2 separate regions of the Homo sapiens genome follow, and region 2 is linked to region 1. A link is a loop called in an ENCODE intact Hi-C map of the cell type or tissue named here. Cell type or tissue: endothelial cell of umbilical vein. All regions are shown on one strand. Links, peaks and the distances in the headings refer to the core of each region. The heading gives the core; the rest is flanking DNA. Region 1 overlaps TULP4 (TUB like protein 4). Region 2 overlaps TULP4 (TUB like protein 4).

Region 1 (8,335 bases), core at 223-8,222:
AGAGCTCACACGAGAGTCCACAGGGAACCAGCCCCACTGACACGGCTTCCTAACAATGAGAGACAGTGCGAACATGCCCACTACTACAAAAACAAAGAGGCGACCTGGGGCCCATCCGCACCCAGCACCTGCCTCTCAGATGGTCCTTCATCTGCTAGTCCTGTGCTGTGGGGAAACTATTTTAACAACATTTACTATGGATTTGAATCAGGGTATTATTTATTTAGTATGGAAAGAGGAAAGGGTGAGTACTATTTAGGTTCATTTTCCTCCAGAAGCAAAATTTTCCGTATCTAACTTATTTCTGAATAGTTTAGCATCTAAATCATCTAAATGTGGTTAATTTGGAAAAAAAAATACATACTTGAAAAATCTAAGTTGTTTACGATTTATCACAGAGGAAATAACAAGAAATTATAAGCTTCAAATTTTCTGAGTATAAGAACTTTGTTTTTTAATTTGAAAAATTCTGATCACTTATCTAAAAAGGTAGCAACTCGGCTAGGTGGCTTTTGAGAATAGGTGAGTGCCGGAGGAGTCTGAGGGAAGCCTCACAGGGCCCAGTAAAAGTAGCGAGGGACTGAGGGTTATGGAATGGTCCCCGGACACCATGAGCCACCAAACCAACACGGCAGGGCTCACCCTGGAGAATGTTCCCTGAGGCTGTTCCTGATTGGCCCATCCTGGTAATCATGAATTAATTCAGTCTGACACATTCAGCACACATTTTTTACATTCATGCTATGTGACTAATACTGAGTTGGTGGCTATGAAACACACCTGTTGTTCTCAGGTAAGTTCCAGCTGGGAAGTCAGAACCTCCAGACATGCAGCTAGATACTGACATATATCAATAAAATAAGAGCTATTACTAACCAGGCAAGAGTACTCTTGCTATGAATAAAAGAAGATTTGAACCCTTGTCTACTCCCAGCATTTTGTGCCTAATAGCTAATTATAATAGTTGTGAACATGTGGCACTGGTGTTAATGGTTTCCAAATTCTAATTTATATCTGAAAATAAAAAGGACTGATAGTTAAAGACTTCCACAGTGCCCAGGACCCTCCTCACACCCTCTGTCCAAAGTACAATTTCTGCTTTCAGACCAACACATAAACCCCGGGACTTCTCAAAGCGATGCCATGGACACACCTGATTTTAGGTCTTTAAACTTGTGTCTAGGGCACCAGAGGGCTAGGAGGAACCCCCAGGAATCACCTGATTTAGTGTGCCTTGAGCAGCCTTGGTTGGCCACACTTGGTGTTATCTGCACTTGTTGTAAAATGTATAATAAAATCAAATTTTTCAAGAGAAATTATTACCCACTTAAAGTGTGAAGAATATCATAGCTCTTTTTTAAAACTGCAAAAATCAGAGGCAGCTGTGAGGTTGCAATCTTTTGAGACCTGGTGATCACTAGAAAAACTGAATCCAGTTGATGGCTCACCTTGCATGGATGTGGACACTGAGAACTCCCAGGTGGCCCCATCTAGCGGAATCCTCTCTGTTGAGACCCTCTTCCTTGCTCTAGTCATAGCTCTGTGGATGCAGTGCTTACAGAACTATCAGCTTGTGAACACCACCCACCCCCCACAGGTCTGTGCTGCTTGAGGAAAAGGACAGAGGCATGTTCACCTTTGAATACTGACACACAGCAATTATGAATATATTGTGCAAACAATAATATATCATTAGAAGTTGTAATCCTTGTTAACTTATATCTTTGAACTATATAGAAGGTATTGGAAACTATTTCAAGTAGTTTACTTTTTTTTTTTTTTTTTTTCACTTTTACCTAAGTTGGCCTCGACCGCATAGCCTCGCCTCCTTGTACGCCAGGACAACCGGCTGGAGCCACCGCAGCTCCCTCAAGTAGTTTACTTTCAATTCCCAAAGGCATTTGAACAACAGCATATACTGCCTGCCTGCCTATGATAAACCAGACATTGTTAGGTGCCAAGGACCGCGATTAGGACATCTTGTCTCCCTGGAGTTCAGTTTCCTAAACAGACATTAATACAGTCCTTTGTACACAGACAAAGGAGGGGGCTCAACTCATGTGGGGAGCAGGGCAACAAACCCAGATTCATTTTTTTAGCTTAGTTTAAAAAATCCTGTATTAGAATTACTGATTTTTTTTTAAGTTAGACCAACATCAACAAAAGTCCTTAAATGACATTGAACATGTCATAAAATTTAGGATTTCCAAATGGTAAATAAAAGCCCACTTCACAGACATCTTTCAGATCTGCCAATGATTTGACCCAAGCACTAGAATCCACAAATGTGCATGTGGCTACAATTTGGTCCCTAACACATTAGTTATTTAAGCCCATAGTCACTCATGTACTTCAGAATGGCCACTGTGGAATAGAACATGACAAATTAAGAACACGATGTTCATGACTGATCAGTTTTTAAATTATTTCCTTATTTAAATGTAATACCAATGAATACTCATCCACTATGACTCTCTCTGTAAAATAATACTTGATGACAAGATGTCATACTCCAGAGGAGAGAGGCTAGCCACATTTACATTTTTGCCTTTAATATCCATCAAAAACAAACCTCTCCATGAAAAAGGCTGCACAGTCACAGCATGACACAAACACAAAAGAGTGGAGGCAAAACATATTTTTAAATGATTTCTAATGTGAAATTGAAGATTTTTTGGTCTTATGACAACACAGTTGCCATTGTTGGATAAACGAAATGTTCACAGACTCAATTTCATCTTTTAGAAATTCTTAATCAGTGGCCAGGTGCGGTGGCTCACGCCTGTAATCCCAGCACTTTGGGAGGCAGAGGAGGGCAGATGACGAGGTCAGGAGATTGAGATCATCCTGGCTAACACGGTGAAACCCCGTCTCTACTAAAAATACAAAAACTAGCTGGGCGTGGTGGCGGGCACCTGTAGTCCCAGCTACTCGGGAGGCTGAGGCAGGAGAATGGCATCAACCCGGGAGGCGGAGCTTGCAGTGAGCCGAGATCATGCCACTGCACTCCAGCCTGGGCGACAGAGCAAGACTCCACCTCTAAAAAAAAAAAAGATTCTTAATCAGTTGAGATGCAGCAGTACATGGAAACATAGTCCCATTTACATACTTTGCTAAGAGTTCCAACTAGTATAAACGAAAAGGTGAGTAACACCCTTAAATTAGAGACAGAAATCTTTCCAGTGATTTTTGGTTTAAAAATAAAGCCAAACTGCTAATGCTGTTATTCTCATTTCCTCCCCTGTCTATAATTCACAGCTGCAGCCTTATCTCCCAGTAGCTTACTTCCTGTTCTCTAAATCCTTCCAGCCTATTTGGCAATGTTAGGACACACCAGAATGTTGAGGAATTACCAGCTGGGGGCCAGCTGGGTTCTCAGTTGCCCGAATTTTGTGCTATGGGGCCATGGATCTGCGCAGTTATCCAGGTATAGAGCTTCCCTTCCCTTTTCAAGGAGAATGTGACTCTCGTTGACTCTCAGCACCAAAGAACTTCTGTCTTGGGGTATTAGCTAAAGTGTATGTTCTTTGACTAAGAAGTCAGAGGAAAGGGTTAGTTTTGACCTAGGCCTTTGATGGTTCAAAAAGATACCAACCTATTACCCTCTCCAATATAAGACATGTTCTCTCATTTTAGAGTGTTACTATTATCAGTGAAGTTATTAAAGGCAGGAAAATCTACACAAAAAAACATAGGGCAGAACTGCAGAAAGCCTACATTTGGGCCATAATCTAAGGCCCTAAGTCAGTCACATCACTTCTTACACCTAGAACTACTTTTAGGGAAGGCAAAACAAGCATCACTTTGCCCATCCCAAGGACGTTCATCTTCTGAGTCAGGAGCCCTCCAAAGGGTGTTGATAGATTTACACAAGAAGCCATCTCAGGGAACAACCAATGTCATCACTATTCAGAAGGATTTCTCTCAACCTAAAACAAATGTAATTTGAATGAACACTAAATACACACAGCTCAAGGAAGAAATCCCTGTGATTATCACCACTCTGTTCTTCTTATTCTGCAATTTATTAAGTGAACCAGCAACAACTACAATTGTGCAAGAAAAACAAAGTGATTGCCAATTTAATTGTAGACACATGTGGTCATTTTAACGAACCAAAAGCACCCTGAAAAGGAGGCTGGAAGAAATTCAACTAGAACAATGGTTCTGCAGACTGCTGCCCCCAGAGATGTCACCGGGAGGTCAGTGGTGAGGAAGGCGGGCTCTGGAGTCTGGCTGCCTGGCTCTGACTCCGGGCCTCGTCATTCACTCACCAGCTGCACAGCTGTGGCCACCAGGACCCTCTTGCTGCCCCTTTCCTCGTCTGCTTGACGCAAGCCATGGTAGCACACCCCTCACGGAGTTGTGAGGAGTATCTTAAGAAAGGACCTCAGACCGGGGCCAGGCACACCGCAAACATTCAGCAAATGAGAGCTCTGTGTTATTAATTCACAAACTCAAAACTCCAGAAGATAAAGACTGCTTCAGCACAGTATTTACATATACAGTTTCCTCTTTAATAAAAGATAAATGTTTTGAAAGGTAATCTCCCTTTCCAGACCTGTCTCCCACCACTTGCACCCCTTACCCAACTCTGTAACTTAAAAAGCAACATCACCACATGCTTCGTGCCACCCTTGGCCAGGAACACCCTTCTGCCCCTTGCCGCCTGGTGAGTAAAGCCTTCCCTGAAGTTCCAAGCACTCCCGCTTGCTCTGCGTGCAGCACCTTCTGCACAGTCCCGGCCCATACGGTACACTGCGCTCCGTCACACAAATGTTCCACACCAGACTGAGAACTTTGTAGCTTTTGTTCTATTAAACTATTCTTGAAAGATGATTAACCGTTATCTGTTCCCTCTCTCTCTCTCAAGAGTAAGATGTTAAAACTGATTCAAATGATAAGGGGTTGGATAACAGCTTTATTGGGACAAAATTCACATATGTAATTCACCCATTGTCAGTGTACAATGCAATGGTTATTAGTATATTCACAGAGTTGTACAACCTTTACAATATGTTTTAGAACATCTACCTCAACCCTCAAAGCCCTGTACTTTTTAGCTACCACCAACCAACCCCACAATATTTCCCTCCAGCCCTAAGCAACCAATTCTCTGTTGTTACAGATTTGCCTACTCTGGACATTTCATATAAAAGGAATCATACGATATGTTCTCTTTTGTGACCGGCTTCCTTCTCTTAGCATGTTTTCAGGGTTTATCCATGTTGTACCATGTATCAGTGTTTACCTTTTAAATATAGCCCAGTAACATTCCATTGTATTGAGAGACCACATTTTGTTGATCTGTTCATCAACTTTTAGCTATTATGAATACTGCTATGAACTTTTGTGTGCAAGTTTTTTTTTTGTATAAACATGTTTCATTTTTCTTGGGTCTATACCTAGGAGTGGAGTTGCTGGGTCAAATGATAATTCTATGTTCAACTTTTTGAGGAACTACAGGACTGGTTTCCAAAATGATGCACCAACTTACATCCCCACTAGCAATGGCTGAGGTTCCCAGTTTCTCCAAATTCTAATACTTGCTATTGCCTGTCTTCTAAAAAATGACAGCCACCCTGGTGAGTGTGCAGCAGTTTGATTTGTGTTTCCCTGATGGTTAATGATGCGGAGCATCTTCTCATGTGCTTGGTGGCCATTTGTGTGTTTTTTGAGAAATGTCTATTCAGATTCTTTGCCCATTTTTAGTTGGGTAGTCTTTACTATTACTGAGTTTCTCTTAAGCCCTCTGAAACACTAACTACATGTGAAGAAAACTTTAGATTTTACTTTCAGATAGCCAAATTTATTTCTGTCATTTGAATGTTCACAAATCCAGTTCTCATTCAAACACAATTCAGTTAATCTCAGTTGGTTGGCAAGAATCTGTGAATGAAATGGCCTAGAGATAATACAGGAACTCAGAAAACAGATCTGTGGTCAAAGCCCTGGAATCTGGGGACCGCCGTGCCTCTAACCAGTTCTGAACCTGCATGTGCTGGGGGGTGACCTTCTAGTCCCAGCTTCCTTAGGACATGTACCAGGAAACACAGTTACACATTCCTTCCTGTATTTTCCAAACTTTTTTGTCAGAAAATAATATATCTTCTTATTGGATAGAGTTTATATTATTAGCCAGGCCTGAATTAGGAAAAAGTGAACTCCACACCAAATCTGATATGAATGCGAAACTACCATTCCATGCTTCTCATCTATTAAGTGGCAGCAAGATTCTTCCATTAAAGCAAGATAAAACAATGCTGAAGAGCTACATTATAATTACGGTCTGGAGGAAACCCAACAGTTAATACTTTCATCTTTTGACCATATTCAGGCATTCATCTGCCTCAAAATCCTGTGGAATAGTACCCCCTATGACTCTAACTTCTATTCTTTTCCACTCATCATAGCTGCAAACTCCTGAGTAAAAATTCTACTGGAAAGTATGTTCAATCACATGCACTATTCATTGAGGTTGCAAATCACTTTGAAAACTTGTGAAATTCACATTTTTCCTCATCACTTCTTTTCACTCACTCTCAACTAAATACCCTTGGTGTATCTAGTAGTTATTAGTATTAATAGTTAATTTAGAGCTAAAACAGACATCTGTTTAGCTCTAAACATAAATGTTTAGTGCTCTGGCTCACAGATGAGGAAAGGTAGGCTAATGAGGTGAATAAGCTTTCCTAAGGTCACAAAGCAAGTTCAAGGTTAGGTCAGGGTCCAAGAGGCTCTGTCTTCTCTCTCTTGTTCAGAGCACCTGTTAACCAAGCTGTCACCTGTGGCCGTCAATCACTCAGCCAATGAGTATTCAGGAAGCACCAAACAGGTGCATTCAGGGAGGACACAAAGAGGGGAGAGACGCCTGCCCAAGGAGCACCTGGTGGAACACTCAGAGGAGCCACTTCATTCTTTGCTTTTTAAGCATGTGTTCTTGCTGTCATACTTCTACAATGCAAAAATGTCCTAGAAAACAACTGTATCAATTAGTTCTGGTTCTGAGGAAAGAAAATAAAATCACACTAAAGAGAAATAAACTAAGACGTTCCTGGTGGTGTGTGTTGGGAGACGCCGAGGCAAGGCTTGTACGTCTGACATAATGTAAAAGATTCTTGGAACATGTCCGGGATCCAGGGTCTAAAACTCCTTGTGGCCTTTGGAACGCCAAGCTCTGTGCTAAAGGGTGGAAGGCTACCCTGACGCACCATAATCTCAGCCCAGGGCATAAAAACCCCTTGTGGCTTGGATAGAATCCAGGGCTCGTGGCTCTGGAATGTGTCTAGACTTGCTGGCTCCTTGCTCCTTGCTCCTTGCTCTCCCAGGATCGATTGTATCTTGAGTTAAAAGAACCTGCTCTCCATTATCTCAAGTAGCAGAGCATATGCTAAACCGTCACAGCTGTAAATCATGTGCTTAATGCAACGGTGCCCTTTTGACCCCCACATTCTCAACACCTGTTTGATCACCAATAAATAGTCTGGGCTCCCAGAGCTCGGGGCCTTCGCAGCCTCTACACACTAGCGATGGCCCCCTGGACCCACTTTCTCTCTCAAACTGTCTTTTCTAATTCCTTTGACTCCGCTGGACTTCGTCACCCCCACGACCTGGTGTTGGGTCTGATCACCCCAACAGGTGTGTTATAAATGATTTTTAAACTTTTCCTTATTTTCTGATTTTCCCACAATGACCATATTTTACTTCCATCTTCTCATACGTCTGAAAAAACTATCTTGTTAGACAGTGAATTTAAACAATGTATTTCAGCAACAATAAGTTTAAGTCATTTTTACATACATTATTTTACATAGCTTATTTTAGCTCCACAAACATCTTAGAAGGAGGTACTGCCATGACTATTACCTTGTTTCAGGTAAGTGAAGCTGAAAGAAGGTTAAACTCTCTCCATAGACTTTTTTTTTAACTTAAAAATCTTAGGCAATATTTATGACATATATAACAGTTTAAAGAAAAATTTACTATGAAATGTTCTCATTCGGCTTAAAATATCACCAGTACTATCCAGAGCCCTCTGTATTCCTCTCAGACCTCAATCTTTTCTTGTCTGAGGAAAAAAATGACCTTATGGATATTTCATGTTTTTAATTCACAGGCATTTTTTTTTTTTTTTTTTTTGAGACAGAGTCTCCTCTGTCGCTCAGGCTGGAGTGCAGTGGTGCAATCTCGGCTTGCTGCAACCTCCACCTCCTGGATTCAAGCAATTCTCCTGCCTCAGCCTCCTGAGTAGCTGGGATTACAGGCGTGCACCACCACGCCTGGCTAATTTTTGAATTTTTAGTAGAGACGGGGTTTCACCATGTTGGTCAGGCTG
Region 2 (8,335 bases), core at 42-8,041, 51 kb before region 1:
AATTCCACTTACATGAGGTTTGTAGAGTCAAACTCACAGAAAAGATAGTAAAATGGTGCTTCTCATGGACTGGGAGGAGGGAGAAACAGGGAGTAGTTGTTTAATAGGTAAAGAGTTTTAGTTTTGCAAGATGAAAAGGTGCTGGAAATTGGTTGTATAATAATGTAATACACTCAGCACTACAAAACAGTACACTTAAAAATGGTTAAGACGATAAATTTTATGTTATATGTGTTTTACCACAATTAAAAGAAGAAAATATATATTTAAATATTTAATGCCTGCATGTAATTACAGATTTCCCCATATCTGGTATCCCTGCCTCTCTGATGAGCTGAGTAATGTTAGGACACAGATTCTTTTTTTTTTTTTAATGAAGTCTATTCCATTTATTTTTTCTTTTTATATATATATATATATATTTTTATTATACTTTAAGTTCTAGGGTACATGTGCACAATGTGCAGGTTTGTTACATATGTATACATGTGCCACGTTGGCGTGCTGCACCCATTACTCATCATTTACATTAGGTATATCTCCTAAATGCTATCCCTCCCCGCTACCCCCACCCTACAACAGGCCCTGGTGTGTGATGTTCCCCTTCCTAGGACACAGATTCTTGTTCATTATCACCTCCACTGTCAACTCCCTCCCAGGCATACGTCTATTACGCGCTGCTGATAATTCATCCTCCACTATAACTGACTCAAACATAAGGTGGCCTAAAGATTTCTGGGAAATAAAAACAAATAGAAAGGGGGCCCATCTGTGTATACTTTCTTAAAGACTTTTAAGCTTTTAAAATTACTGCTTAACAACAATTTAGTTAAAATGTAAAGGTTCATCACTGGCATAACAAATATAAAATCAGAGTGTGACAGGGTTCAGGACATGCTTCCCCAAATATGACTGTAGGAGACTAGAATAAGCCACCACAGATCTGCCTCTTTGGCGTAAGGATAATTTCGAGATGGTTATTTTGAGATACACACAGGGTAAAGACACAGGGTAGGTAGGCCAGGAGTGGTGGCTCATGCCTGTAATCCCAGCACTTTGGGAGGCTGAGGCAGGTGGATCACCTGAGGTCGGGAGTTCAATACCAGCCTGGCCAACATGGCAAAAACCCGTCTCTACTAAAAAAACATACAAAAATTAGCCGGGCGTGGTGGCGGGCACCTGTAATCCCAGCTATTTAGGAGGCTGAGGCAGGAGAATTGCTTGAACCCGGGAGGAGGAGGTTGCAGTGAGCCGAGATGGCGCCACTGCACTCCAGCCTGGGCAACAAGAGTGAAACTCCAATTCAAAAAAAAAAAAAAAAAAAGGAAAAAAAAAGACATAGGGTAAACTCTGAAGAGTTACCCTTTTGTAAGAGAAATTACATCTACAAAGAAAATCTGGCTGGGCATGGTGGCTCATGCCTGTAATCCCAGCATCTTGGGAGGCCGAGGCGGGCAGATCATGAGGTCAGGAGATCGAGACCATCCTGGCTAACATGGTGAAACCCCATCTCTAGTAAAAATACAAAAAATTAGCTGGGCGTGGTGGCAGACACCTGTAGTCCCAGCTACTCGGGAAGCTGAGGCAGGAGAACGGTGTGAACCCGGGAGGCAGAGCTTGCAGTGAGCCAAGAATGCGCTACGGCACTCCAGCCTGGGTGAGAAAGCGTCTCAAAAAAAAAAAAAAGAAAGAAAAAAAGAAAAGAAAATCTACATATGTAAGGGTCTCTCTCTCTCTGCACCAAGAAGAGAAGGATGACTGGACTTCTGGAGACTTAAAAAAAAAAGAAAAGACATTGGCTTAAATCTGCAGAATGAATATCACCCTTCTTTCTCTGTTTCCGTGAAGCATTTAAGCCTGTAGTCTAAGAGAATGTTTTGAGCTACTCTAGAGACTTACTCATTTCTTTGGGTTAACTCCCACGTATGCAGGAGATACACAAGTTATTAAACTTCTGTTTGTTTTTCTCTTGTTAATCTGTCTTTTGCAATGGGGAGTCCTGCTAAGAACTCACTAAGAGTAGAGAAGAAAATTACTCTTCCTCTCCTACAAGTGAATAAGTGAAGATTCAGCATTCACTTCTGCAATTTTCTGATTTCTGCTTCAGACTGATGATAAACACCAGCTTACTCTGCTTATTCACTATGTGCTCATTTGACTGGGAAATAGAATAAAGCATTCTGGTTAAAAGGCAAAAACTGCTTTCTCCCTTATTTCTCCTGGTTTACCCACCACAACCTAAGGTAAAAAAAGATTAAAATAAAATTTGTCAACAATAATTATAATAACCTATTCACTAGTATACTGCTGAAAATGTACTTGTTTCCAGAGAACATCCTTACCTGCACGAGAGTGTCCAGTGTGAAGATGTGCTCCCCACGAACATTGTAGAACTTGACCATGGCACTCTTCAGAAGGGGACCATTGGGAAGCTCACCAAGCTGGGTCTGCCGTTCCATCCCAGCGACTGCCAGCAAGTCCCCCTGTGTGCACCACTGGGCTACCACCTCTGAAACAGAGGAGAGAGGGTCAGCACAAGGACACAGCCCTCCTCAAACTGCCACTCAGCAAGCCTACTGTCTTCAGTAGTTTAAAAAATACAGACACTGAGCAAATACAACAAAAATATATTCATGGTTTTTTCCTTTTTTTTTTTTTTTGAGACGGAGTTTCACTCCTCTTGCCCAGGCTGGAGTGCAATGGCGTGATCTCGGCTCACTGCAACCTCCGCCTCCTGGGTTCAAGCGATTCTCCTGCCTCAGCCTCCCGAGTAGCTGGGACTACGGGCGCGTGCCACCACACCCAGCTAATTTCGTATTTGTAGTAGAGATGGGATTTCTCCATGTTGGTCAGGCTGGTCTCGAACTCCCGACCTCAGGTGATCTGCCCGCCTTGGCCTCCCAAAGTGCTGGGATTACAGGCGTGAGCCACTGCACCCAGCCCATATATTCATGTTTTAGCTCATGAATACAACCAATTTCTCTGAAGATGATGGATTCTATTAAAAACAGGTGTTTGTCACATGACTGGGGATTGTAGTTTACTGAAACACAACCAAATTAGGTAGAAATCATGATCTAATAAAGTTAGCATGTTAAATATGTATCTCCAATTCCAGTATTTCCATGAGACTTGTAGAACTTCCTTTTTTTTTTTTTTAAGAGACAGCAAGACAATAAAACCTATGACTGTATATTCATATAAGTACTGGTCCCACTGCTGTGGCCTCCACTCCCAGGGATGACTCAGAGAGTTTATAAATGCCAAAAGTAAAAAGCACATCGAAAACAAAGTCTTAGTTTATATTCATTTGATTTCTGGGCACTACTGGGCAGATAAGGTTCATACAAAGGACACACATGCATATGAGAATGCTGACTCTTGTCATTTGATGATGTTGTGGGGCTTAGAAAAGAAAATAAATACCCCTGCTGGGAGACAGTTTTTTCAGCATAATTTCCACATTGGAAATTCGATGCCCACCTACAAACTACTCAGTGCCTATAAGAAATGGTTATTAAAAGGTTTATCTTATCCCAATGAGAGCAATTTACTTATTTCTTGCTGGTAAAACAAAAGCCATTAGTATTAATAAGATTTATGACATTTTTTTTTTCTCCTTCAAGACCCTAAAATCGTAATCTGGTTTATACAGAGATCTCTGAAATCTAGAACTAAAGTGGCCCACTTTGCAGAGAAGCTGGGCGGAACTTAAAAGAAAATGCTCTGCCCTGATGGGCACATATTTCAGAGATGGGGCTAGAATTCAGTGGTCCCCGGGCTCTATCAGCACACACATGACAATACCCCTTATTCATGCATGGTCATGATTTTGATGCTGCCACCAGAACATTCTGAGGTTGCTGAAGCTCTTTCACGTCTCTTGAAAACTAGAGTGTGTCTCCTGGGACAAGACAGGTTTCCAGACCCAGGGAACACGGGACTTTCTCATGAAGTTAGCTGCAGGGCAGAAAGTAGGGAGACAAAGGGCTGAGCCAAAGCAGTTACAGATGAATAGAAAATGGAAAAAAACCTGCCACAATCAGGAAATGAAAAATTACATAAAAGAACCAAAAACATCCTGGTGAATCAGATTCTTTTACAAATGCGAGGGGAAGCTAGAGGATTCGTGCACATACTAAATGTGCTCTGGGCATTCAATGCCTGGATCTATCTCAGGGAAAAGCCTGCTTGTGATCAGGAAACTGAGATGACGTTCTCTGGAGAGCAGCTTTGGGCACACAAGGAAACCAAAAGGTGAGGCACTAACATAAACAGTCATAGTAGTAACAAAGATGACGGTGTCTCAAGCTTCTTAGGACAGAAGCATCATTGTAATATTGTAGAAATAAAGATGACGACATGAAATTTCCACAGCTCCTCACCTGAACTGCACCATTCTTGTATTTATTTTTAAAATAATATTTTTTTGAATTGTATTGCAAGGTGGCTTTCCCCAACAGAAAAGTGGGTTGTTGCCCCTGCAGAGCTGACCTATGATGCTTTCGGAAACTGCTCAGGGACTCAGCAAGCAACCTGGGGCACTCCCAGGCTCTGTCTACGAGATGGGCTATCTATCTGAGGCAAGAATGAATCCAAATGTTTACAAGCAAACTCTCAGGGACTTCTTTTTTTTTTTTTGAGACAGAGTTTCACTCTTGTTGCCCAGGCTGGAGTACAATGGCGCGATCTCGGCTCACTGCAACCTCCGCCTCCTGGGTTCAAGCGATTCTCCTGCCTCAGCTTCCTGAGTAGCTGGGATTACAGGCATGCGCCACCATGCCCAGCTAATTTTGTATTTTCAGTAGAGACGGGTTTTCTCCATGTTGGTCAGGCTGGTCTCAACTTCCCGACCTCATGTGATCCACCCGCCTCGGCCTCACAAAGTGCTGAGATTACAGGCGTGAGCCACCGCGCCCGGCCAGGACTTCTTCTAATGCAGGTGCAAAGTTATAATGAGATGACTGTCATCTGCAAAGGCGAATCACTCTTTCAAAAAAGATTAAATTCCATGTAAATAATGCCATTTCTTGTTCCAACGATTATGGAGCTACATGCATCAAGCGATATAGCAACGTATGTGAGTGCCTCTGATGATTTAGCATAAAGCAGTCCTGAGCCACATGACAGGCACAGCCGCGACCAGGGACACAGGCTATCTCATAAAGTACTAGCATGAAGAATTCAGCAGTGGGACTAAGAAAGAATAACCCTGAATTGTTCAGTGTCAGCCAGGAGTATGTGAGTTTTCTGCAGGAGTTGAATTCCTAGGGCAAGAGTTTAAAATTTTCAGAAATTAGTGGGAAAATCAAAGTAAAAGAAAATACTCATTCAATTTCTACATGTCATTATGATAAAGAAGAGAAGGATACAGAAGCCTAGATATAGTCAGGACAGAACTTTTTTGTTTCAGAAACTTTTTGTAAATGATGTCTGTCTTATTTAAAAAATAATCCCCAGTATCTTTGCCCAAGACTTGAGTAATAATTTTGTTTGAATCTCCTATTTTTAAATTTGTTTCAGAATACAACCTAAAAGGAACAAACTAATGCTCTACTCAGTAGGCCTCTTTTCCCTTTTCCTAAAGCTCGTGGCCCAGAGTCTCTAATCTCACCCTCACAGGCAATGGGGAGTTCTAGAGCACACAAGAGGTCCGTACTCTGGAAGCATCTATGTTTCTTCTCAATGATTTTGGGGGGTGTGGGTTTTCGGTCTCTGATATGTTTTACACAAAAAAATTCAGCACACCTACACTATTCTCTTTTAGCCAGAAAATCTTATGGATCCTTTTTGGTAAAAGTCTGGAAGGTTATATGAAGTCAGTGAAAATTTAGTTCTTTTGTATTAACAAGAAGCCCTTTGTGTGGTATTACTGGGTCAAAAAGAGGCAGCTAAATTTTAACAGAAAAAGAAAGGAGTGCTTATCAAGCACCATATATATTGCAGCTACTGTTTGGAGTCTGAAGTTATCCAGTTCTTTGTCCCTTAGATTACCATGTGCATGATTCACCTCTTTATTAGTCATTAGACATGCATGTTGTGTATGTGCATACACACGTGCATGTGGAGCAGTGGGGGGTGGAGGAAAGAGCAACTAATTAATTAGCAAAGTGTGTGATGATAAAATAACAGGTACATTTTTTTTTCCTTTAAGAAGTATGTTTCACTGCAAGGACTGAAAAAAAGGGGCACGTACTCAATGAGGACGACGTGGGCAAATCTTATCAGGTCTGCCCACAGGAGCAGATGGCATCAATGACTGAAACCACCTGCCTCAAAAATTCCCTCCTCATTTTTTCAGTGTGCTTAATGAAATGACAAAAAGAGAAAATTCTGCAAAACAAAAAACACAAACAAAGCTCAGGGGTTGGAGCTTTTAATTTCAAGGCAAGTGTGGGATGAAATGAGTGCCTCTGGGAGTCTGCTTTGCCACTGAGGGATGAACTGGCTTGGGCAGAAAATTCCTGAACTCCTGATTGAATTATTTCTACTCAGGAAAAGAGTAGAAGTCATAACAATGGGTAAAAACCCCAAGCAAAGTGAATCAATTCCCTGCTTATTGCGTGATGAAGAGAAGTCCCTGTTCTGAAGGAAGAGAATCTGAAGAAGGCAGAACTTCCTCAGCAAACCACGGCCAAGCAAAATCAGAGCCTAACCCTCCCCAGAACCCGGCCTTTGAGCCCACAGACACATCTGCAGTGAAAATGAAGTGTGCTGGCTGATGCAGAAGAGGCCTGGGCAGGGACCAAGAGCTATGTGGAATTCTAGGTTCTTTTGCACAGGTCGTAAATTCCAGTGCTGGTGATACACTAAAACAATAGTGCGAGTTACCTTCCTTCGCTGCCAAAGTTCTTTAGTGATGTTCCTCTGAGACAGTAATAGAGAAAAACCAAGTGGATCGGAGACCTTTTTAATTTCCTCTATGAGACAAGTGGCTGACCTGTCTGTAATAGAACAGATGACCCCAGGCTAAAAACATTGCCATGTGCCGTCTCCAACAGTATTCTGGTTGTCTCATCCCAGTATTTACCAACATAGCCCGTAAGATAGTGGATAAAAAAATAAGTTACAAAACAAAAATGATTGCTATTCATACCACATGTAAAGGCTAAGTCCTTAAAACATTCTGATCCCAAGAGAGAAAAGGTAAATTGCCTACATATAGCACTGTCGGGGCACAGAGAACGAGATCCCAAGTATGGTGTTTTGGTACACTGAACATTTTTTTTTTTTTTTTTGAGATGGAGTCTTGCTCTGTCGCCCAGGCTGGAGTGCAGTGGCGTGATCTCAGCTCACTGTAACCTCCACCTCCCAGGTTCAAGCAATTCTCCCACCTCGGCCTCCCACGTAGCTGGGATTACACGCACACGCCACCATGCCTGGCTAATTTTTGTTGTTTTTTAGTAGAGATGAGGTTTCACCATATTGGCCAGGCTAGTCTCGAACTCCTGACCTTGTGATACACCCACCGCAGCCTCCCAAAGTGCTGGGATTACAGGCGTGAGCCATCGTGCCCGGCCTGAGCATTTTGAATTAAAGACAACTGGAAGGCCTTAGAACAGAGGTGTCCAATCTTTTGGCTTCCTTGGGCCACACTGGAAGAAGAAGAATTGTCTTGGGCCACATAAATACATGAATACTAACAAGAGCTGATGAGCTTAAACAAACAAAAAATCTCATAATGTTTTCAGAAAGTTTACAAATTTGTGTTGGGCCACATTCAAAGCTGTCCTGGGCTGCATGTGGCCCACAGGCTGCAAGCTGGACAAGCATGCCTTAGAAGCTGCTTCAGAGCCAGGGACTTTCTGATCTCCTGCTTTCCCCAAATAACCAGGAAAGACTTAACCACCAGAGAAGAGAATAAAAGTTGTCGAAACCTTTGGTCACAGTAAGAGTTCTACCCCTCACCTTCCCATAACTTACAAGTCCTGTTCAGTTCCTAAGAATTATTAACAAGGTAACGTCTACCTCCTGGATCCATTCATTTCCCCTAGAAATCACTTACTACTAATCATGATTGCCTACCCACCTCCCCATTTCCCTCCTTTCCATGGAAAGGGTATAAAAACTTCAACCATGTGGCCTTTCTTTGAGTCTCTTATTTTATGTGGGTCCTATGCTTATTCACATTAATACATTTCTATGCCTTTTCTCCTGTTAATCTGTCTACTGTCAGTCATTTCAGGGAACCTTCAGAGAGGACAGAAGGGAAGCTTTTTCTCTGTCCTTACAGCACCTACTTGATGGCACCAGCTCATTTCGATTTAATCTAACTTTCTGAAACTAGGAAGACACAGAACAAAAGCATCCTGCAAATAATTTTTTTTTTTTTTTT

The links. Hi-C counts contacts between places; a loop is a spot of excess contacts. Peaks named below come from ENCODE experiments on the same cell type or tissue, not always from the same donor. Only the 100,000 strongest peaks of a DNase experiment are listed, where the experiment ranks them.
Region 2: a loop joins it to region 1, with 5 times the contacts of the local background. A loop is called at or near these places in 2 of 110 quality-filtered maps.

What each region holds. Positions count from the first base shown.
Region 1 is chr6:158,404,579-158,412,913 of GRCh38, reverse strand. The region is part of intron 1 of TULP4 (TUB like protein 4); the gene reads right to left. Among named protein-coding and RNA genes, the nearest start is that of SNORA116, 86 kb to the right of the region's middle. RefSeq lists an enhancer at 1-1,013. In endothelial cell of umbilical vein, for the core only: no CTCF peak of the experiment used is centred there; DNase peaks (open chromatin) are centred at 3,243, 4,183 and 6,223; H3K27ac peaks cover 5,774 bases.
Region 2 is chr6:158,455,737-158,464,071 of GRCh38, reverse strand. It overlaps TULP4 (TUB like protein 4), which reads right to left. Exons shown (of 14, transcript NM_020245.5): 6 at 2,343-2,509. Among named protein-coding and RNA genes, the nearest start is that of TMEM181, 100 kb to the left of the region's middle. RefSeq lists an enhancer at 1-285. In endothelial cell of umbilical vein, for the core only: no CTCF peak of the experiment used is centred there; DNase peaks (open chromatin) are centred at 3,251 and 4,101; H3K27ac peaks cover 2,370 bases.